Linked DNA regions of Mus musculus: all the other regions are linked to region 1. A link is a loop called in an ENCODE intact Hi-C map of the cell type or tissue named here. Cell type or tissue: left cerebral cortex. All regions are shown on one strand.

Region 1 (8,000 bases):
ACTAAGGAAGAAAAAAAATGAGTATGAAGGATTATAATACTAATGTTTCTAATGCTGAAGTTATTTTTATAGGCAATACAATTTTTAGCTATTTTCAATGGATATTCTTTTAGAGCTGTTTGAATTTTTAGTAAGCTATGGGTTCTGTTAGCCTTTTAGTTACTGTTAATTTTCTTTACTAGGATCTAATGAAGAAAGTGCTTTATCATTAAGCCCCTGATCCCAGATTAGTTTTACTGATTTGGGGATACTTTGGCTTTCCAAAATAATCTGGAAAATTAATAAAAAACAGAGAATTAGACAGCATACCACAGTTCTTTTAAGAAAGATTAGCTCTAAATTAGACATTAATATAATATTGACAGGAAAAGTTTTAAGCACTTGATTCTGGAAACTTGGCCAGAAAGAGATATAGGGAAAAAACCCTAAAGTGTTACTGAGGTCTGTTTGCAACCTTCAGATTAAACAGCAGCTGAATATTTAGGACTCAGATGATAAGTACAGGCTGGAGACAAAGCTGTTGTCCTAACAACTGAAGGGGTATTAAATGTTGCTTTGGCTTCATTTCAAAACATGAAGCTAAAACAGGACAAAAGCAAACTGGGGAGGGAATGCTATTTGTGTTCTCTGTCTTTTGTTCACATGTTGGAAGCAATTCTAGTTGCAAACCATCTGTACTATCTGTCGAGCTAATCTAAGACTTTTTCCCTATAACTTAGGGTTTTTCTTTAACAAGTGACTTTTAAAAGCAGCTTCTGGGATGGTGTCTTAGTCAGGGTTTCCTACACAAACATCATGACCAAGAAGCAAGTTGGGGAGGAAAGGGTTTATTCAGCTTACTCTTCCACATTGCTGCTCATCACCAAAGGAAGTCAGGACTGGAACTCAAACAGGTCAGGAAGCAGGAGCTGATACAGAGGCCAGGAAGGAATGTTCTTTACTGGCTTGCTTCCCCTGGCTTGCTCAGCCTGCTCTCTTATAGAAACAAGAATACCAGCCCAGAGATGGTCCCACCCACAAGGGGCCTTTCCCCCTTGATCACTAATTGAGAAAATGCCTCACAGTTGTATCTCATGGAGGCATTTCCTCAACTGAAGCTCCTTTCTCTGTGATAACTCCAGCTGTGTCAAGTTGACACAAAACTAGCCAGTACAGATGGGCTCTAAAGAGATTTCTGGATTTTCGTGAAAAGGCTTACTGTAATCACATGCTTGGTTTTTGTTATATTCTCAACACTGTAAAGAAATAAACCAATAGCAAGGCTAAGTGACAGTGTGACAAGCAGGTAGTACACTGCAGAGAACAAGCTCTCTGGGAAAGACCATGCTTGGAATAGCTCACCTTCGTATCTTTGAACTGGTAATCTTTAAACTCCTGAACAACCACAAACAAGTTATCAACTGATCTCAGACAATGAACCTAGGGGAGAGAAACAAACGTTAGAAACAAATTTCTGAACATACTTGTAAATAACAGAAGCTATCTACAGTTAAATATTTAAAAGAAAAGAAGTACAAAATTGGTTCATTTTTATCTTTTTGAGATACGGTCTTGCTATGTTGCTCTGGGTTGCCTCCAACTCACAATTCCCCTGACTCAGTGTCCCCAGTACTGACATTCCAGGAGAAAGCTACCATGTCTAACTAAGTAAAATAGGTTTAAAGTAGCACCTCCTGCCTGTATTTTATAGTTAACATTTTTCCCATCCCATGTAGTCCATTTCTTTGGTTACCCATCAGTTCCTGCTTTTCCCAGGAGAAGGGCCACTGTGATAATGTCATACAGGCAACAACATTGGTTTAAAGAGGGGAGAAATATAAAGACAAAATTTTCCCATCCCGAGTGTTCCATCTCTTTGGTTACCCATCAATTTCCACTCTTCCCCATAGAAAGGGTCACTGAGACCAAAGTATATAGTCCGAAATGTCATATAGGCAGTAACTCTGGTCTGGGAAAGGGAAGGAGGGTAACACAGTGAGGCTTTATCCTTGTTCTTCTCTCATGTCTTTTGGCTGCATATGGCAGGGGCAAAGAGCATGGATCTACCAGCAAATGCCTACACTCCCAGCTCTTGGGAGGGGCAGCACGCTCAGCTATATAGTGAAATTTAGGCTAACTTGGCTACATCAGACTCTTGTCTCAACCTCCTATCTCTCCCCTCCAAAAAAGAAACCACATACAGTTTAAGCTCTAGTTCGGTGATAGCTGAATTACTGCAGACAAACTACTTTTCTTCTTAAACCTAATGACTGATGACAATAGTGCCCAATCTTCAAAAAACTACTGAAGGCATCAAGAAAATGCTTGCTTACTTACAAAAACCACAAGTATTTTGTGAGTGTCTATTGCATGTTATATGCTTCCAGCTTGGGATACACTAGCAAGACAACAGTTAACAAGCCATACCCTATGCTACTTGTATAGTAAAGAAATCTGGTAGCTTTTGTTTCAACGCAATGGCAGTTTGCTAACCTCTGCTTCTCACCTGTAATCATGTACTTTTGATCAAGAATGTCTTTGAAGGGGCTGTAGAAATGGCTCAGTGGTTAGGGGCACTGACTATTCTTTCAGAAAGACCCAGGTTCAGTTTAGACTCTAGTTCCAGGGGCTCTGATTCCCTCACACAGACATATATGCAGGCAAATGCCAATGCACATAAAATAATAAAAATCTTTTAAAAACAATGTCTTTGACAAGGATGAAAAGGAAACCTCAGCTTTTGTGTGTACCCAAACTTTTGCTAAAGTAAATTTACGTGTCATAGACATTGGTAGGTATTTCATTTCGGTGAATAAATCATCAGGAAATGCTACGATCACTTCTAAACCATATTAAACTAACGCTAAAATGTACTAAACTGAATATACATTACAAAGACATTATAAACAGCAACATAGTAAACTAGTCAATTTCATAAATTAGTACACAACAGAAAATGCAGCTACTTTAAGCAGAACAGAGTAAAGGATTCCCAAGGGGGGGAGGGGTGTCTATAAACCAGAAAAATAATCATAAAATAACCAAGACTAATTTAAATACTGTTTTGTTCAAACCTGAGCCAGACTTTCCACTGCAATATCAAAATAGATCTTTCCGCGGTCTTTGCTGATTCTGCAGGCCGACTTCAGTTTCTCTCTCACTTCCCCCGCAGCCGTTTGTTCAAAGCCAGTGGGTACAGTGGCTCCAATAGTGACTTGGAGATGCTCCGACTCACTTCTGACGCCGCTTTCTACCAGCGACACAGGCTCTTTGTTGCCATCAAGGTTCATACCCAGGCACTCTCTGGTAGCTTCTTGAGTGTCACAAGACATGATGGAGATGTTTCTAAAAGGACCAACAGTCTCTAGAGGCAATACAGGGAAGAAAAAGGGAAACAATGCCATCTCTTTTTGTATTTCAATGTACCTATCGAGTTAAAACTGTAGTATAAATAAGGGCACGGATTACAGGCAGTGAAACGTGACTAAACAAGCAATATGCAGGCTCATCAGGAGAAAAGACAAGAGTGTTTCCACTGCATGCAGTGCTTGGCTTAGGCTCATCTGTGTTGGTAAGCACCATCTTACATTTGCTAACATGAATAGAGAAGCTCCTCTGTTGCTCTTTCAGCTTAGCACTTCAGGATGTGAGGCTGTAGTGGTTCAGAGTTAAAAATTCTTGCTTCCCACACTCGCGGGTCCAGGAAGCAAGTTACTCCTGCCTAGTTTCGAACTGGAAACTAAATATATCTCTCTTTCCCAAAGACAGAAGATTTTAACGAGAACAACACAATTCTGGACTAATGATCAAAACTTTTAATGTATGGGTGAGGTATCTACTTTCCGCCATGTAGACAAGTGGGCAGTGAATTTATTAAAGATTAACTCAACTTCCACTATCTAAACAATTACAAATATCTGAAAGCCTACTATGTGGTGACGCCGAGATCCAATGACGCGCATGCTGGGGACACCTTGGAAATGTCTGAAGCTAGTAATACAGACGTCCTGTGGGAGTGTTTGTGGAGGTTGAAGGGGCTGGAGTGGTGTTACCGTGATGGAGGGCCCACACCTCCCACCAGCTTTTCAAAAGCGCCGTGGCTTAAGCTAACATCTTCCTTGTCCCTAATGCTGTGCCAACCAAGAACAGGCCACAGAGGTGAACGCGGTTCCACCGTGTCACCGTTCGCCACTGTGAACACAACTCCTACGGACAGTGTGGAGAGCAGAAGGGCTGTTCGGACCGAAGGGCAGTGGCTCTCTCACTCCCACCCTCTGCGAAGCCCAGCGAGAGTCCAGACGCTCAGCCCCAGCACCGACCTATACGAAGCCACCGCCGTCTTCCCCTGCGTCCCACCCACCCGGCCACTCCCAGCCGCGGCCAGTTACCGGCAGCAAGCACAGACCCTTCCGGTCTCCGCACCGCGAGCACGCCGCCGGAAGCCGAGGTGCCAGCCCGGAAACGGAAGTCAGGCCTCGGAGGGCACGGTGCTCCCACGCTCCGGGGTAGGCGGGGGAGTGTGCGCGGAGAGCTGTGCGCAGTTGGGTGCACTCTGACCCGGAAGAGGAAGAACGGCCGGTAGGCCGGTCACCTGCCCGGAGGGAACCACTGCGGAGGGCGCTCTCCTAGCGAGCGGATGCTCGGTTGTTCTACTTCCTCTGCCCTCAGTGTCGAGCACTGGGGTGAGACTGGGACTTGATTCCAGTCTTAAAGCCAGAGAAACCGAGGCTAAAGAGATTCTTCTCCCCCATTCCCGTCTTGCACAACACTCTTTACTTGGAATTTCTTTTTGAGATTGGAGTCTCACTATGTAGCCCTGACTGGCCTGCTCGTTTTGTCGATCGTTCTGTCCTGGAAATCACAGATATCCGCTGTCTCTGCCTCCGGGATGCTAGGACTACAGGTGTGCGCCACCATACCCGGCTTGGATTCTGCAGGGACCGGCAAGCTGTGCTGTAACTAGAGTATAGCCCCTAGCCTAGCCTGCGGTTTTCAGATCATGTTTCTCTATATATGCCAAAGGTTACATTTCCTATATTTTAGTTACATGTATTTCCTGTGTGTGTGGAGGGAGCTTGTGTGCCACACCTGAGGTCAGAGGACAACTTGGCAGAAGTTGCTTCTCTTCCACCACGTGGGTTCCAGTGATCCAGCTCAGCTAATCAGGATGGGTAGCAAGAGCCTTTACCCTCTAAGACGTCTCACCAGCCCCAAATGTAACATTTTAAAAGAGGAAACTTAGAACTCAACAGAAAGAGACAGCCGGATTTTGGGGGGGGGGGGGGAGCGATGGTGGAGAGATGGCTCAGTGATTAAGGCTTGCTTTTCCAGAGAATTCAAATTTGGTACCCAGCACCCACCCACCTCTGGCCGCTCTCAATACCTGTAACTTCAGGGGCTCTGACAGCCAAGTCTGGCTCCAAGGGCATTATGACACTGCATTGCAATCTCTCTCTCTGCCTCTCCCCTCATCCTCACCAATAAATAAATAAATAAATAATAAAAATTGTTTAAAGTTTCAGTGGTGGCAGCAGCAGCTGAGGCATGGAGCCACACTGTCCTTGTCAGCACGGACAATGAGAAAGGTAAAAACCGGATCCTTGCCTTGGATGCATCAAAGAGTTTAGGAGCAGCCAGTATCGTAGAAAGCGGCGTTGTAGTTTAGTAAAAAATAAAAAAGGGGTCTGACAAACGGCCCAGCATGTAAAAGGTGTCTGCCATCAAGCCTGGCCATCTGCATTCTATCCCCAGGACCCACACTGTGGAAGGAGAGAACAAACTCCATGGGTTGCCCCCTGACTTCCACAAGTGTACCGTGAGATCCTCACCTCCATAAATAAATGTTTGGGAGGTGGGGCAGATGGTGGGGCTTACCATCTTTAATCCCCGCACTTGGGAGGCAAGGGCAGTTGAGTCTCTGAGTTTGAGGCCAGCCTGGTCTACAGAATGAGTTCCAGGACAGCCAAGGCTGTCTTAAACAAAAAACAAAAAAACAAAACAAAAAAAGCACCTGAAAGTGTAGCCCTCTCAAAACAGCAAACTTTATTAAAGACAGTGTTAGCATAGATTTTAAGCCTAGAAATTCAGAATAACAACTCTTAGTGGCTCTGAAATTACATCTCAAATGGAAAAGAAAGCTTTATTCCTTCTTTATTTTTCATAAATGAGATTATAGGATGTTTCAGAAGTACCTTGGATGGGATTACACTCTAATAAAACCGGAAGCCACTAGGGTTGTACAAAGGGGTTAGGACATGCCCTTTACTAAATGGAGTTTCTGATGAGAGTTCTAGAAAATTATAGGTTCTGAGATGAGAAAGGAGAAAGGCCTCAAGCAGTTGCTAAGTGTTTTGGAATCTGTGATTCTCAGCTGTTGAGAGAGCGGCTCCTTTTGCTTCTCAGGTCCTTGTAATTTCTCCTTTCTATCCTGCTTTACAAAGGACTTGCATCAGAGCTTTTGGAAAAGGTACATGAAAGACCAATATAAGTACATGAAGTACATGGTCACTATCACCAATCATTAGGGAAATGTACACTAACACTAACTTTATGATAACTATTCAAATGGCAAGTTTGAAAAGCAAAAATCATCTCTTATAGGAAGGATGTGGAGCAATGAAATCTTGCTGCTGTCGATGCAAAATGTGACAGCCACGTTAGAATTCAGTTTAGCTTTTCTGAAAGAGGCGTAACATAGATCCACCATATTACCTATTCTACCAGCAAGCATATTATACTCAGAAGAGAAAACATTCAAACAAGTTGTTCACAAACACTGCATATAGCCTCCAACTAGAAACAACCTGAAATCCATGTGGTATTTGCACAACAGGTTAATATTTAGTCTTTAAAAAGTTCTGTTGAAACTTTTATTTTGTGGTGCCTGATTGCAAACCCAGTGTTTTACATGTGCTAGGTAAGAACTCTACCATAAGCTACCTCATAAAAAGTACTGAAGTACAGGTACATGCTACAACACGGTCAAACTTGGATGCCATGTTAACTGAAAGAAGCCAGATGCAAAAGACCACATATAGGCTGGGGATATAGCTCAGTGATAGTGCCCTTTTAATCTTACCATGTGAGAGGCCATAGGTCCAGTCCCCAATGACGGGGGGGGGGGGGGGGGGAGGGAGGGAGAGAACACAAACACACAGAAAACCACAGGTTACAATTCCATCTATATTCAGTGTCTAGGAAAGGTCAATATATAGAGTCAGAAAACAGGATTGCTTAGGGTTAGAAGGAATTGGGGTGATGGGTAATGTTTCAGAAGATGTGAAAGTTCTGTAGTTAGGTAGTGATGATAAGTTACACACCACTGTAAATGTACTAAGAGACACTGAATTATACACTTTAATAAGACTGCAAGTTTTATGTGAATTTTATCTTGGTGGAGGAAGCTTTGGATCTTATGGGAGATTCATTTACAGCTTCTTCTGCAAAATCATCCTTCCCTCCTAGAATTGTTGGGAGGCAGTAGCTGGTGAAGTGGCTCAGCATGTGGGGGTCGTAGCCACCAAGCCTGATGATCTGGGCTTGTATGGCATGGGGAGAGAACCAACTTCCACAGGTGGTCCTCTGATCTCCAGTGCTGATGGAGCTATGACATGTGTGGGCATGTGTACACACACAAAATAGTGAAAAAATCAATGTAAATAAGATTATTCAATTATCAAATATTAGTCTATGTAAAAGGCTTTTATGTTTATTTTTTCTAAAAATGTATTCATTTGCTTATTCATTTTTATCTTAGGATTATAAAAGGCTTTCAATAGGTTGTGAAGCTAGAGCTCCTCACTCCCTAATTGTGGAGATAAGTGGCCAGGTCATAGAGACAACTCAGCACTAACAGAGATCTTTGTAACATACTGAAGGATTAAAATACTGAAGAGATATTCTCTGGATATCATTTAGTGCCATCTCATGTGTATCAAATGTGTGTCTTTATACTGTCTAATAAGGTTCCACCAGTTGTATGTTGGGCCTGTCAATTTAGCAACAATATATTGACCATTTAT
Region 2 (8,000 bases), 330 kb before region 1:
AAGGGAGCATAAATCTTAAAGACCCCAATTCAACAGTGAAAACCACAGGAGAGCTGACCTGGGGAAGGGTGGGACTGGGAGTTTGCTTCAGGAGGAGGTGTGAGGAAGAGTGAGCCCCGAGGCTAGAGTGAGGACAGAGAGCAGGGTGCAGAGCACCTAAGGCAACACACTGGGTGTGCTGTGTGATGGTCTCTGTTGCTCTAACATGGTGGCTGCCAGGTCACCAGGGAGACTTGGCAGGAAGCTTATGTAGCTGTCACTGCCTTTACTTACAAAGGCAGACAACAAGCAAGTCACTGTTCACTGTGGCACTGAGCGGCTGGACTTCAGTTGGTAGGAAAGCTTTTGTCTTGCTTTTTTGGTTGTCTCCCCCCACCCCCCACACCACCCCATGTCAATGTGCCCAGAATGGCCTCTAACTCCCGAGTCTTCTGCCTTAGCCCCCTCCACAGTGAGAGTGCAAGCATGCCCACCACACCACGTCAGGAAGGATTCTGCAATCACTGTTTTGTCTGTGACTGGGCCCAAGGTTCGAGGAGGAGGAGGGCGCTGTAGACCCACCTTCTGGGCTTCTCCTGGGAGACATCCCTGCTATCCGGTCCAGGCTGACTCAGCCCAGGCAGCGAAACCCTAAGCTGGAGAAGCAGCAGCCCACGGGCTGCAATCCTACAGACCCAGGGTGTAGCACAGTAACTTGCCCGGCAGTGCGAGGCCTGGGGATCCACCCCCAATACTACAAAAATCAAACACGCTGGGTCCACCCACAAACAGAACCCTGGGAATTACAAAGAACCAGAGCACAGGTCTCACCTCCACAGGTTTCCTTCGAAGGATAAAGAAGTTCTCTGCTCGCATCATCATGAAGCGCATGAATTTATGGCATAAAATCTTCTCAATTTCATCGGCCTGGCGACAGCAAAGAGAAGACAGTTCTGAAAGTCAGCGTGAGCGTCCAAACCACCCGAGCCTGGGTTTGCTGGCGCCATTGCCTCCCCAAGTTAGCAGTAGCTGCGGAAAGGTTCCATAGGAACAAAGGCTGCTGATCTTTGAATTACAACATCTGCTGCTGTCGAAAGGAAGACCTCCCCACTCTACCTTAGCCAGTATTACTGAGCTCTTACACGGCCTTTCATCAGCTCCAATGGAGTCCACACCTGTTTTCCACGTTTCCTGAACACCCTCAGGTCACTAGTGGCCTTTCTTAGCACTGGTGGCACACAGGATCAAGAGTGTCTGCTTCAACATTACTAAAATCCAACAACCCCAAAAATCAACTCTTCCAATTACGTCTGAGTCTGGGTTCAGACCCCGCAGAGGCCGCCCTGCTTGGCCGCCCTGCTTACTCTGCCTTCCTTTTTTAACCCTGAGCTCTCTTAGGCAAGAAGTCACTAACTTGAGTTTTGTAACATTGTTTTGTTTTGCCTACAATTTTGAGAGTTGTCAGCAGGGAAGGGGAAAATGATACTCTTTTCCCATTTAGGATACATAGTTTCTTTCCAAAGTGGAAAAAGGATATAGCTCTTAATTTAAAACAAACTTTAAATAACCATTCAAGCGCTACAGAGACAAAAAGGCCCTGGACCTATGTGGTAGACCTGTGGGGAACACTGCTTGAGGAAACTCGGAGAAATGGAAATTCTTTTTCTTTTTTCCTTCTTTCTTTCCTTCTTTCCTTCCTTCCTTCCTTCCTTTCTTTGTTATTTGGGGTTTTTTTGTTTTGTTTCTTGTTTTTTTGTGGCAGGGTTTCTCTGTGTAGCCCTGGCTCTCCTGGAACTCACTCTATAGACCAGGCTGGCCTCAAACTCAGAGATCTGCCTGCCTCTGCCTCCCAAGTGCTAGAAAATGGAAATTCTATCGTATACATATATGAGTTAGAACTGAACAGAAAGCTCAGAATGAAACTCAAATATTTATAGTCACCTGATTTCCAACAAAAGCACCAACGCCACACAATGGCAACAATTTCTCCAACAAATTGTTCTGACAACGGAGTGTTCCAATGTGAAAGAATGACGATAGACCCTAAGCTTACACCACATAGAAAAACTAACTCAAGATGGACAGAAGACCTATAAGTAGGTCCTCCAACTAGAAAACTTCTAGAAAAAATACACAAAGCATGCTGGGCGTGGTGGTGCATGCCTTTAATCCCAGCACGTGGGAGGCAGAGGCAGGCGGATTTCTGATTTCAAGACCAGCCTGGTCTACAGAGTGAGTTCCAGGACAGCCAGGGCTACACAGAGAAACCCTGTCTCGAAAAAAAAAAAAAAAAAGAAAGAAAAAGAAAATACACAAAGCAAATGCAGTGACATTTGTCTGGGCAATTATTATTAGGCAGATCTTTAAGTCTGACAGTTGTTGGCATTTTCTTTCCTGACTCTGGGTGTATCATCCCACACACTGCTGGCTTACACAGCTGTTTCTGAAAGAAAAGCTAGAATTGGATAGTCTGGTTTCTTTCTTTTTTCTTTTCTTTTCTCTTTTTTTTTTTTTTTTTTTTTTTTTTTGAGAATTCTGTATATGCATGTGTTGTGTGGCAATTTCAGAAACTGACTATCAAACCAGTGCTGGAACTGCCCTAAGAGCACACAGCCATCACCTGTTAGAAACCTTCTCTGCTCCAACACCTAACTGACCCCCATGGCCTTGCCAGGCCTATGATAAGGGCTGTTGGCATTATTTTCTACTGACCAACTTTTTGTTTTGTTTTTTAGGTAGGGACTCACCAAGTAGCCCAGGCTGGTCTTGGGCTGTCCCTCCTCAGTCTCAGCCTTCCAAGGGCTAGGATTATAGGTATGTGCCACCTTGCTTGGCTCTGTTTGCTAGTGCCCATAATCCCAAGGGAATTCCTGGAAGCAGGCTCTGAATCTAGCTCTCTGACCATTCATTCCAATGGGATCCCTGGTGACTCACCTGCTTCACAGCAATGCTGACCCGGACAGAGTTGATGGAGCCTTCAATAAGAACCTTTTCCTTCTCATTCCTGCTGATGGTGACAGGCTGTAATAGCAGTTCTTTGCTACTCCTAAAACCACAGAGGCAGAGAATCAAGCTGGTGCCATTGACTCTGTGTAGTTCTAAAGGTACCTGTGCTCTATGAACTGTCACTGTTGGAGAATGCCCAGCGGGGCTGGAGAGATGGCTCAGCGGTTAGAGCACGGACTGCTCTGTCAAAGGTCCTGAGTTCAAATCCCAGCAACCACATGGTGACTCACAACCATCTGTAATGAGATCTGCCGCCCTCTTCTGGTGCATCTGAAGATAGCTACAGTGTACTTACATATAATAATAAATCTTTAAAAATAAATAAAATGTCCAGTGAAAACCATGTATATCAAGTAATAGCACGCAGCATACCATGTCTCTCAAATGGCAGCAGTCCATCCTAACGCTACAATAGTTTGAGTCATATAAATTACATTGGAGTTGGAGATACGGTTCAGTTGTAAAGTGTGTGCCTAGCCTGTCCCAAGGACCTGGGTTTACTACCTTTATCATCTAATGTGGGGGCGTGGCTTATCACAACTATGTACACCGCAGATTTACCCCCGCTGCAGCTTTTGGTTTCTTGAGAGAGGATCCACTGTGTAGCTGAGGCTAGCCCTGTCCCTGTGATTCTATTGCCTCAGCCTCCCATGTGCTGGGATTAGCAGTGTTCTATCATCTCCTTGCCAGGTGAAATTTCAAAGAGGAAGAATACTTATTTATGAAATAAAAACCAGTCAAGAGAAGACTGCTTTCAAAATATGGAGTGTAAAAAGGTCTAAGTTGTCAGACATATTAAAGATCAAAAGTAAAAAAAAGTCTCGATCCTTACATTAATAAAGTTTAGCGGCATCATCTCTGGGATCTAAATCCTGTGACCTTCTGGGGCTGCCGGTGGCTGTCACGCTTTTGGAGACACGTCCCCAGAGCTCTGCTCTAAAGGTCACACTCTGGGGTAGGTCTCCCATAGGTTCTGAATGGGAGCCCTATGACCCTGCTTTGGAATTAACCAAATCAGGAGGAACTATTCATCTGGCAACAAGACCAATGTCACTCAAGGTAGCCTGACAGTGCAAAAGCATAGATCCCTGGCCCCCTTGGGCAGGGCTTATTCTTGGGGGATGTTCTTCTCGGCCCCACTCTGACCTCGTTCCCTACCTGACTTCGACCTCTGGCTTGTTGTGTCGTTCCACGACCTGGGAGGAGAAGTTCTCCAGGCAGAGAGCAGCCTGCAGCGTGGCCCGCACGGCACTAAGGTAGGGGCGGAGAGTGGCAGTCTGCAGGAATAAACCCAAGACACAGGAAGGGTCAGAGTCTGCCTCAGCCAAGCAAAGCCAGTCCCTCACTGCAGCTCCTACACAACAGGCAGTACCGAAGGCTTCCTGCAGGGCTGTCACACAGAACAGACTACAGCCAGTCTTCAAGATGCAGTCCACTCAAAATCTCGAGTGGTTCCCAGCAGCAGATAATCCAGCTTGGCATCTCACAAAGTTTGAAGAAATAGTTGACTGTCATAGCCTGGGGACAGGGATACTACAGATATAAGTGCACACAGGCAAGACATGCTGCAATATCCTGGCATGCACAACAGAATTACACAGCATCACCAGTGCCAGAGCTAGGTAAGGCTGATGATCTAGAAGGAGCCATATCCCTATCTGCTGACTGCACTGACAAGTGTATCAATCCATGTCCTGAACTTGCTGGGAATTCAGAAGTGATCTCTCTTCTACCCTCAAACAGCTCAACTGGGCGAGAATCACAAGGGCTAACAGAGGGCAACATATAAAACTAGCTAGTCTTAAAAATAATCTAGACTGTCTAAAGAAACTGGTTTTGACCAGATACAGGATCAGGACGGTTCTACAATGAGAAAAAGTAAAAGCTGTCCATTCTCAGTGGACAAGGTCAGCTACAATGACCAGCTACATTATCTCGGGCAAGGCTTCTCTCCCCCCAGGGCTTATCACATGCTGGAGCATCCATCACCTGCAGCCCTTCCTCCCCGCAGCTTAGCTCAGCCTCTCAGAGCTCAGCTCAGTGGAGAAGGCCCCTTCCTTCCTCAAAGTGGCCTTTTTGACTTCCCCCTCAATGCATTTCTTACAGTTTATGGTATGTTCACTTTACATAAAATTCACAACAGAACGTTAGGAATAAATTTTTCCTTCACCAGTTTGTAATTCTCGTGGTCTACAGACATCAACTTCTATTCAGTTGTCAGGTTGTATCTAGCCCAGCACCTCCTATACATCAGGTCAAACCAATTTTCTGGAGAGTAAATGAACAAATGAACTAACTTAAGCAGGGCTAGATTTACACAAGAGCATTAAGACTTTCCAAACTGGTAACGAGTGCAAGGTTTCTGTATGTGAAAACTGCTTTAAATTGCACAGATCAGGCTGCAATGGCAGGCTGGGATAAAACCCTAGACAGTCTAGAATGCTTTCCACTGAGTTTTTCTCTCAATGTAGCAGGAAGCATTGGGACTTTCTGAGAAGGAAGTTACAGGGCTACCGCTGCACAGAGGCTCTCTGGAGGACGGGATGGAGAAGGAAGTGAGACTTGTGGCAGAGAAGAGGCACAGGCTGCGTGGGGCAGCGGAGACAAGCACAGGATCACGGACAGACAAACATCAGACAGAGGGGATAAAGGCTAAAAAACAGCTGTCATGTAGTTCAGCAGTGGGTTCTAGCTCCATACCACAGCATTCTCTTATGTCAACCAAGAAGAGGCAAAACCGGAAAGGCAAAATTAGTTGTGTGCGGTGACAAGTACCGTTGGGAAAGTGATAGAATATTCTTTTCTCTACCTCGATTGTGGCTACCTGATTATTTTGTCAAGGTTCATTGAAAGAAAACTAAATTTTAGATGACCAGCCCTGTGATAGTTACCCTTTAGTGGCTTGAAGAAATTGTACAATAAACTTGAATGCTTAAAAACGCAAAGTCAAAACTCAGTCAGCAGGAAATGGCTTTCACGCTAAGGAATGAAACCAGTTAGGACTAACACTGGAGCAAGCTTTAAAAAGTGACTTTTGAAAAAGAGGGTCTAATTTCAAAGTCTCTTCCCTGAGAGCATTCCCGGGCGTGCAACAAGCAGTCCAGCCTTTAGAACTCAGGTCGTCAAGGGCTGACCAGAGAAAGTAGTGGGAAGCCTGGGACCTTTCGGAGAACAACTGCACGGAGCACCCACAGATCCCAAACCCGAGCATGAAAGAGGAGGACCAGCGGCCATCAACATTTACACACGTTAAGGTCAACACGGTTCTGCACATCTAGGAAGGAGTCTGAATGCAGGCAAGCAACACAGAACCTTCATTGGGAGCTGGAAGGCAAGGCTTCCAGGAAGCGCCAAGAAGTAAGAAGATGAAGTGGACACTTGCCTCGAGGTCCCGTGAGACCGCGAAGGCAGGCAGGGACAGGGGGTTGTACTTAGCCAACCTCTACCGTGGACGGAGAGGAGGCCCCGCAGAGCGGTCCTACCTCAGCTGCAAGCCACCACCACGGGCTTCGCAGCCCGGTCTCCTGCCCCCTCCGAACATCGGGGAGAGGTCATTCTAGCCCGGGATTCCCAACCTGGAAGCTTCCGGGCCTGCTCTTGCTCAGAGAGCCTCCTGGCTCGCCCCTTCCTCCTCGCCTCGGCCCTCGCCCCACCCTTTGCCTCTCCATCCTCCCCGTGCCTCCTCATCCCGGGGCAACCTCGGGCCGCAAGCCCTAGCGGCAAGCAGCATCTCCCCCAGACCCACAGCCTCTACAGGCAAAACACAGGGAGGACCCCAACCCCTGGTCTCTCACCATCGCGGGCGCTGTCTGGGCCGGAAAGCGGAAGTGCGGAAGTGCCCGGACCCGCGACGCCTGCCCTTTCGAGAGAGGCGCAGCCGCAGTCTCCGACAGCACTTCCGGGCTGGACCATCTCGGGTAGGACCGGGGAGGGAGAGCCGAGAGATATTCAGATCTCCGGGGCGATTTCACACTGGGACCTCTGGGACTTGTAGAAGACCTGCTATGAGACAGTAGCGGTCGAGTCCCCTTGGATCGCTACACATATTCCGCCAGCGCCTTTAGTGCTTGTCGCTTTGGTTGTAGCCTCCCCCCGTGTGACAATAGTACAGCCCGACCTCAGGTTGGGCACCAAATTAGGACAGGCCGAACCGGAGAAACGTTTCTTCCGGTGGTGCTCCCCTATCCTCTCCGGGCTCCTCCCATTTGCAACCGTAGGGTTCGGCCGGGTAGCCAGTCCCTTGAGATTTGGGCTCTGGGCCCCACCCCAGCCCCGGGCTGCTTCCTAGCCCGGGACTCCTCAGGCCTAGCATTCCACCTCCCGGAGATTCGTAGGTGGCCTTAGACCCCCACCCCCACCCCGGCCCTACAGGCCACCTTGGGCTGGCCGTCCCCGCCCTCGCGTCAACTGCAGGGGGCCCGCCCATAGCCAGTTCCGGAGCAGTTGCTCCGATCGCCCTGAACTCCCCGCCCCCTCCTGCGGCCCAGGGCCTGTAGGAGGCCGCAGAGAGGAGGTAGGAGAGGCGGGGGTTGTGTTAGGGGCTCCCTAGAGGACGAGGACCCTGGAGGCGGGATCTTGGGGCGACACACAGGTGGAGCCAGCCATTAAGCAGTCCCACTTCTGTGCCAGGCACTGAACTGGGCACTTGACGAGCATCACCTCTTAATCCTCAGAACATTCCAGGGAGGTAGGTAATTCTCGATGCCCCCATTTTACAGATTTATACTTCTTAATGGGGAAATAGACTGAGGCATCATCTTTTGTCCTGGAAAAAAGAAAAACAAACAAACAAACAAACAAAAACCGGAGATTCAGGTTAAATAACATGTTTAGAAACGCACATAAGAAAATGGGCTGGAACTTAGTTCTGTTCACCTGACCAGCCTGTGTTCCAAACTAGCCAGGGACACAGAGAAGGTGCAGAGGTGGAATGGAGTGAGACAAGAGGAGGCAGGGAGAACCCTGTCAAATAGAATGCTAGAAACGACCCAACGTAGGGAAACAGAGGACATAGG
Region 3 (8,000 bases), 270 kb before region 1:
GATCAGCTCCACCAGCAGCCGAGCTCGCTCCAGGTCATGCCGCAGTCTCTGCCAGGACTTGAGCTGTTCTTTGAGGGCCCAGTTTTTATCATCAGAATCTCTCTGTAGAGGTAAAAGGGGCATCAGAAAATGGTAAGAAAGCCAGAGGAGAGTCCAGAAGAGGAGTACCCAGGAAACCTAGGCCAAGGAGGAAACCCAGTAATTTACCAAAGCACCACTATTCACGTGTTGCCAGGGGCTAGAACCTAGAAAATGCTTGGTATGTTTGTTGAATTAATGAACCTACAGGAACAATGCCTTTCTACCAAGCTGATAATATACACATTTCATGTTGAGCCTGCAATGGGGTGGGGATGTTAATTTAACTTAGAAAAACTGTAAGCTCTTTGATGCTGGAGGATATTGCTACACATTTTAGTCCTTGCCCTTTTAGTACTAGTTTCCACAGCCCACAGGATTTGGACACGGTACCCCAACTTGTTCACAGTTCCTCTGAGACTGAAGGTGTGTTTGTAGGCGCCTGAGTAGTGGGACCCCATTCCGTGATTGTCGTTTCAGAGTCCAGTAGCTGTGCAGCCTCTGCATGAACTGGCTCTTCCTCTGGATGGTCAGGCGGTTGGTGATCTTACTGAGCCTGGGAACAAAATAAAACCCTGTTAGGTCCTGACTGCCAGGAAGAGCTCCTCAATTAGGATGAGTGGGGGCATTGATGCTCATCAAAAAGGTCTGGAAAATCAGGCATGGTAGCTCACACCGTGATCCCAGAAACCTAGAGGTGAGGGTAAAAGGATCCAGAAGCTCAAGGTCACATCTGACTATGGAGTTCAAGCCCAGCCTACAGGAGATTCTGTCGCAAAAAGGAATAGTTTGGAACTCTGGGTTTAAGGCATAATTAAAAGTGCCTTGAGTGGCACAACATAGCAGAGAGGAAACTGAGCTCAGCACTAAGGAGAACAGTTTCAGTCTGTCTTTAAGTCTGCTTAGTCACTGCAGCGTGGGCACGGCTAGCTAGACTCTCATCTCTCAGACTGTGCAGAAGACAAAGTTGTTGGCCTTTTTCCTAAGATCAAGTGAAGATAAAGTGCAAGTACAGCAGAAATCCATGGTGAAGTCAACTAGACAACACAAGGCAGCTAAAAACAACTGACACCACAGGCTGACTTGAGCAACACTCTACAGGGCACACATAGTCCACAGCTTGGGAAGATGGTCCTTAGGAACACAGCGGACACGGTAGCACTTCTGGTGCATAACCAAGCTGCATTGTTTTATTTTCTGTGCTGGGGACTGAACCTAGGTCCCTATGCATGCTAAAGCATACCGGACCATTGATTCTCCCTTGAAGGTCACTTTTCCTATGGCTGTTTCATCTTAACTGCACCATCAAAAAGGGTAGTTTTAAACACATACTCTGTCTGCCAGATAACCGTTCAGTATTTCTGGCCCCTAGTGCAAAAGTCAGATGTCTTACTTAAGATCACCTCCTTTAAATTTACTTACTTTTTAACTTCCATGCAGCTCCTGATAGGAGGGCAAGCAGGCCATTCTACTCAGGCCCCAGTTCTTCTGAGTGTTTCTCCCTCCCCTCCCTGCCCACTGTTGCCTGTGTACCTGTGTGGCGGGATGCAGGGCACGGACACCACAGGTGCTGCTGCCCTCTTCTCTGCCAAGATCTTCCGAGCTTTCTTCATCTTAATCCGAGACTTGGCCTTGGCCTTCTTGACCTTCTCTGAGCTCCAGCTTTTACCCTCATCTTCTTCTTCATCCTCTTCTTCCTCACCCTCACTGTGGGATAGGGCAGGCAGGCGACGAGCAGAACCTGGGGGTGTGTGGATGTCACAGTAGGCTGTCTTGCGGACGCTAAAGGAGGTACCATTGGCACCTGTCTCCCGCACAGGTTCCATCTTCATGTAAAGGCCAGCTTGTTGGGCACATGTCACATGGAAGGCTGTGTAGCAATTGGCCTTATGGCACTGGATGCAGGCTCCAGAGCCCCGCTGTTTACAAATGTAGCAGGTGAGCTTCCACCGAGCTGGTGGGATGTGCTCAATGCTGTCAATAGGTTCTAGGAAGACTGTGTTGGCAAAGCAAACCTCAGGGATCCACAAGGCACACACCACGTGGGCCCAGCGGCCATCATCTGTCTGCTTGAAGGCACCACCCTTATTGGGGCACAGAGCACAATCCACTGCACGAGAAGGTGACTGCAGGCAACGGCGGCACAGCCACTGGCCTTCAGGGATATAGGGGACACCGTAGCACTCCTGGTGCACAGCCAAGTTACACATGTCACAGAAGAGGATAACATTGCTGTTCTGGCACTCGCCATCATTGCAGATACAGCACACGGCATCTTCATCCACTAGTGCATTGGGGTCACCTTTATTGTGACTCTCAAAGTACGACTCCTTCTCCAAACGGTCCATTAAGTACTCAAAGATCTCTTGTGGGATGGGACTTACACCCTCAGTCTTCCGCCGCTCATTCATGATATCCAGCCAGATATAGTCCTCTTCATCCATGTCATACTCCACCTCCTCATCCAGCTCCTCTGCAGATTTCTCGATGTACCTGCAGTGCACACAGGCAGCTTGGCATCACATGGCTGATATTTTTCCTTCAGACAAAGCATTGTTCTTGCCTCCAAGCACTCGGCCTCTGCCCATGTATACATTTATCTCTCCAGCCTTACCTTAACCCCACATTTATAGTATTAGAATCATTCCTGTCTTGCAGAAAAGGAGACCTAAATGTGGGAGAAGTTAACTTCCTCAGAAAGTGCCCAAGAACCTGGTCATGAAAACAAACAGGCCCACATCTCTAGTACTCATGCTGTGGCTATCATATGATACGGTCTTCCCTGAAGTATAGAGGCTCAGCCAGACCCCTAAATGGGGCAATGCTGGAGCAGGGAGGTCTCCCTGTGAACGTATGGGGGGATTGTACTGTCAGAGGAAGGCAATTCCTTGGACATCACTGGCAAATGAATACAGGCCTTTAGCAAAGATGATAAGTACCAAAGACACATGGATGTTCTCTCAGAAGATGCTAGCAGTCTCTCAAATTCTATATATCCTGTTTGTTCTCTGAATAGCCTTGAAAGATAATAGCTACAACTGACTGAGCATTCATTATGGGCAAGGCACTAGGCCAAGGTACAGCTATTCTGGTAATAGCTAACAGATTAGTGTCCTTATCATCTTTATTATCATTTATTTATCCACAGTGACAGAAGACTGAGGGTGTGATTTTAGATGAATTGAAGCTTTGAGGAAAATGTTAACAACCTATCACAGATAGGTCATATCACCAGGGAGCGATAGAGTGTCACCCATTCGCTGCCCCTAGCCTTTTCCACATCCACTTTGGAATTCTTTGAGCCTGCAAGCTAGAGCAGAGGGCAGCTCTAGGTGGCTATGACACAGCAGGCATGCATACTGTCCTGTCTTAAGCCGACTAGACTCTGGCATTGTCTATTACATAGTACAAGACAAGAATAGGAGTTTGGCTTTGAAGAAATCTGGTTTTAAATTTTGTCTCTGCCACTCTGCCACCTTCAGAACAGCACTGCTCTGTCCTGTACCTTGTATTAACTGATAACACAAGGGCTATATTCAGTAAATGATAACTTTAAATAGCATTACAAGAGAAATGGCTCCAGCCAAGGAGCTGGAGTTATACTCACTTGGTAGAGTGCTTGCCTAGCATGCACAAAGTCCTGGCTCAATCCCCACAAAGCCCTGGTTCAATCCCTGGCACTCTATAATACCAGGTGTGATATCATACCTGTAAATCCTAGCACTCGAGAAGTAGAGACAGAAGAATCAAGAGTTCAAGGCTACTACCCTGTGAGTTGGAGGCCAGTCTAAGATACATGAGACCTTGTATTTAGGAGGATATGGGAGGCTAAGTCAAGTGACATACACCATGTTCTAGGAAAACATTAATTCTCTCTCTCTACATGGAAAATGGATCTCTGAGCAGGCCAGGTGCATAGAAACTCCGAGGCCATATTGCCTGGTCTCTGTATAACAGTAAATGACTTTAAGCTTTTAAGCTCCCTGGGCCCTGGTTCCTTATCTATAGAGAAATAATGCTAATATGCCTGCCATAGTTGTTGTGAGCATGAAATGAGTTAATAAAGGGAGACACTTAGAACAGTGCTTCACATGGAGCAAATATTCAATAAATGTCAATTTTATTAGCTTTGTAATAACCCTAACCCACCTTGTCTTGAATTATAGCTGTTGTTCCTAACTTGTTCTCTAACAGGCAGGGATCGTATCTGATTCACTGTACAGAAATAGGTCCTCAGCGTTGTTCAACTGAAAGGCATTTTGAGGGTGACAGGGAGAGTAAAATGTGCGTAGAGGGCAGCTTCTTCCTTAGTTCTTTCCTTGTCTTCTAGTGCAACTGTGCTCCCAGAATAAGGGTATGATCAGAGCTGGAGTGAACTAGCTGGACAGTTCTAGGGCTTATACTAGTTCTCTTAAACGTCAGGTCTTGCCTATTCCTCTGCCATGACACACCAACTGTCATTGATAGTACATAACACACTCCCACAAGCTCCCAGATTATAGACTCTGGCACAGATAGGTGGGCTGTATGTCATGTACAATTCTTGACACACCAGCTGACACACCACCCTCTCACTCCCCCTCAAGAAGTGGACTGGATTTGAGCATGAGAAAATTATTAGAGTGATGATGACCTCAGACCATCTCAGGTTTTTACAAAAGTAAATCATTTCAAAACATGGGGAATTTGCTAACTATAATAACATAGCTCCTAACTGACTGCAACAGGCTAAAAACTGCTCATCTGGAGAAAAGATCTGATCCCAGGAAGAAAGTGACTATGTGTAGAGAGAAAGAAAAGGAGCTATGCAAGTTGGGGTGGACTGCCTGTGAGAGCAGGTTATGCCAAGAGCCATTGGAGGAGAGGAAGTCCCAAAGAGGGGCCTGTGCTTGGGATAAAGAGAACATGGTAAATTCTAAGAGAAAAGAGAATAGTGAAAAACCAGAAAGGGGGACTGGATGTAAGGAGAAAAAATAAGGAATACTTGCTAAAACTTGGACAAAGGAGAGGAGATCTATATGTTATTAGAATGATGACCTCAGATCTCAGGTTTTTACAAAAGTAAATCATTCATTCACATATATATGTATATGAATATTGTATTTAGGGAGACATGGGACACTACATCAAATGACATATACCATGATCTAGCAAAACGTTAATTCCTCTCTCTCTACATGGAAAATGGATCTCTGAGCAGGCCAGGTGCATAGAAACTCCGAGGCCATATTGCCTGGTCTCTGTATAACAGTAAATGAGTTTAAGCTTTTAAGCTCCCTGGGCCCTGGTTCCTTATCTATAGAGAAGTAATATGCGCTCTCGCTCTCTCTCTCTCTCTCTCTCTCTCTCTCAGAGAGAGCGAGTCTTACTGTACCATCAAATGTAACATCTATAGAGAAGTAATATTCTCTCTCTCTCTGAGGGAGTCACAATAGTGACTGTATTGCTGACAGTCACTGTAACATCAAATGGACTGTGTATTTGGCAAAAGCCACTTTTCACATAAGAGCCTTTACAAATAAACACAGATGAACAAACTGTTCTTTTGGCTTTAGCTGCCGGGGGGGGGGGGGTGGGGGGGTGGGGGGGTGGGGGTTACAATTGGTATTGATAACATCCTGTGGCTGAGATTTCTACACACAGCCTTACCACCCTACATCTTTTTTTCTCATGTTAAAGGAATTTGCTTTATTATGTCTGTGGCTAGCAAAACAAGTTCAGTAAAGTAAAGATCCCTGCTAGTAAACCTAATGGCCTATCCTGGGACCTGGGATATGCATTGTAAAAGTGAGAACTTTTTTTTTTGTCCCACAGGTAGTTCTCTAGCCTCCACAGGTGCTGTAGTGCCATGTGCAGACAAACAAATAAATGTAAAAAAGATTTTTTTAACATTAGGAATGTTTGGAACTTCAAAAGGAGCCACTATGGTTAGCTCTTAGAATGAATGGAATATAAAGAGAAAATTACACACACACACACACACACAAATAAGTAAATCAATAAGCAAGCGAGCACTGGAGAGGTAAGAGGTAGTATGGCAACAATGAACTCCTGCTCACAAAGCTGTTAAAGGACAGGTGACAGTAACAAAACAGTGGGAGATTACATCAGATTTATCATTCATCTTTGAGGCCTTATGAAGCCAATGTCTTCTGCCCTAGGGAGGAGCACTGCACCTGCTCTGTGGATGAGGGCTTTAGAAGCAGGATGTTGGGTGCAGGAAACAGTGCAGTTTTGAAGCTTGCTGGACATGGGTCTCAACCTCAGTTCAGAGATTCCTACATGTGACTTTTGACAGGCCTGGCAAATGGGAACAAGGACTGCTTTGAGCGAGTTCTAAAAATAAAGATGTGGCTATAGCTAGATGTTCAACATTCAGGAGAAGACGTAGGTAGCTCTCTTGCCCACTCAAGGCCAACCTGGGAAAACTCAGACTGTCTCAAAAACAGAAATAAATCAAAACACATACACACAAAAAAACCCCAATTCTTAAAAAATGTTACAAAGGGAGCAGGAAGTGAGAGAACCCAGGACCTGGCATGTGCCAGTAGGGCTAAAGGACAGTTCACACTGCCTTGGCAGACTAGTGCTCCTTTACTGGCTGTCTCCTATCAGACTGTCATCTCGATTGGTTTTGATTGGTTTTCTAGAGGTAGGAGATGGTGGTGGTCTTACCGGTAGTAGGAAGTGGGCCGGGGTGGTGCGTCAGGGGTATCTTGCTCTAGCTCACGATACACCACCTCAGGCAATTTGGGAGCAGCACTGGCAGGAGCGCTGTGATGGTGGTGGTTAGAGTCTTTTCGTTTCTCCTTGTTCTTATGCTTGCCTGACTTAGGTGTAGCCGCAGGTGTCTCAGTGTTTTCCTTGTTGCTGCCATTCTCAGGGGCCTCCTCAGGGGCCTCCTCATCCTCTGACACCACATCCAAGTTGTCAAAGATGCTGATTCGGTGGACACGGCCATGAAGGTCCACTTCTACCATGCGCTGGGCCTGAGCATAGCTCATCACCTCTCGGCCTGGTGACTGTGAGACTTCAGAGGGGCTGGGTGACTGCTTGTTGGCTGGTCGTGACTGGCGCCCTTTCTTTTTGTGCTTGCGCAGTGGGGTCTGCTGTGGGGGTGGTGGGCTGTCGTGGTCATAGTGGTACAGGTGGTACTCGATACCACTGTAACTCTTGTAAACCTTGCGGCAAGTCTCCACAGGGCACTCATATGGTGGCTTAGTTGCCCGCAAATTGTGGCAGAAGGTCTTCACGTCAAAGTCCACCCCCATGCTGTCACATCTAGAATACACAGACCAATTAGCACAGGCCTGACAGTTTCCAGCTCCCACACCATACAGTAGATTCTCTTCAGCCTTCCTTTCCCAAGGATATCCTGGCCAGTCTCTCTTTAGAGCATCTCTAGGTGCCAGCTTCTTTACAAAGGTCCTAGTCTGGGCCCTTAAAACCTATTGCTGCCTATGTCTCAATTCCTTTGGCTTAGTCTCACATAAAGTGACAAGAGTGATCCTTCTACTAAGTAGCAATGATCATACCAATTACATTACTAAAAGCCTCCAGCTGCTCTCCAGCTTCTATTCAGACCATCTAATATAACATTCAAGAAATTCCTTTTGCTCTCTGTCCCTAGTCTTCCTTTCTAGATTCTTTTCAGTAGTTATGGTTTGGCAGGAGTGGCAGGGGTCAGCGCGGGAAGCCGGGGGAGCAGGGCCAGAGAGTGCAGGGCAGGAGCCGGGGCGGCCAGCTTCGCTTCCGAGAGTTCGGGTTTCCCCTTCTCGGCCCCGTCTCTCGTCGCCGGCCTCCCACACGGGGTTGGAGCCCTGGCGGGCGCCCCCGACAATAAGCCCAGACTGGAGGTGGGCTCACACTGCAGCATAAAATTCCCTACATGTTATAATCTCTCAAGGTTCAAAGGGCTCTCA

The links. Hi-C counts contacts between places; a loop is a spot of excess contacts. Peaks named below come from ENCODE experiments on the same cell type or tissue, not always from the same donor. Only the 100,000 strongest peaks of a DNase experiment are listed, where the experiment ranks them.
Region 2: it touches region 1 in a loop (4-fold over the local background); 4 of 42 quality-filtered maps call a loop at or near these places.
Region 3: it touches region 1 in a loop (3-fold over the local background); 24 of 42 quality-filtered maps call a loop at or near these places.

Annotation. Positions count from the first base shown.
Region 1 is chr6:113,042,758-113,050,757 of GRCm38, reverse strand. It overlaps Thumpd3 (THUMP domain containing 3), which reads right to left and starts at 4,456. Exons shown (of 10, transcript NM_008188.3): 1 at 4,368-4,456; 2 at 3,054-3,343; 3 at 1,342-1,419. The coding sequence starts at 3,311. Gm43868 (predicted gene, 43868) reads left to right here and starts at 4,587. Exons shown (of 1, transcript NR_164179.1): 1 at 4,587-6,723. In left cerebral cortex, no CTCF peak of the experiment used is centred here; DNase peaks (open chromatin) are centred at 3,203, 3,675 and 4,520; H3K4me3 peaks cover 2,194 bases; H3K27ac peaks cover 1,309 bases.
Region 2 is chr6:113,376,988-113,384,987 of GRCm38, reverse strand. Tada3 (transcriptional adaptor 3) reads left to right here and starts at 7,150. Exons shown (of 10, transcript NM_001372392.1): 1 at 7,150-7,672. Arpc4 (actin related protein 2/3 complex, subunit 4) reads right to left here and starts at 6,875. Exons shown (of 6, transcript NM_026552.3): 1 at 6,780-6,875; 2 at 4,144-4,262; 3 at 2,914-3,025; 4 at 811-906. The coding sequence starts at 6,782. In left cerebral cortex, CTCF peaks have their summits at 3,257 (motif pointing left), 4,364 and 7,440; DNase peaks (open chromatin) are centred at 5,505, 6,902, 7,128, 7,413 and 1 more place; H3K4me3 peaks cover 2,412 bases; H3K27ac peaks cover 1,732 bases.
Region 3 is chr6:113,309,162-113,317,161 of GRCm38, reverse strand. Brpf1 (bromodomain and PHD finger containing, 1) reads right to left here. Exons shown (of 13, transcript NM_030178.2): 2 at 6,754-7,359; 3 at 1,612-2,571; 4 at 472-634; 5 at 1-102. The coding sequence starts at 7,349. Among named protein-coding and RNA genes, the nearest start is that of Brpf1, 6.0 kb to the right of the region's middle. In left cerebral cortex, no CTCF peak of the experiment used is centred here; DNase peaks (open chromatin) are centred at 1,005 and 4,548.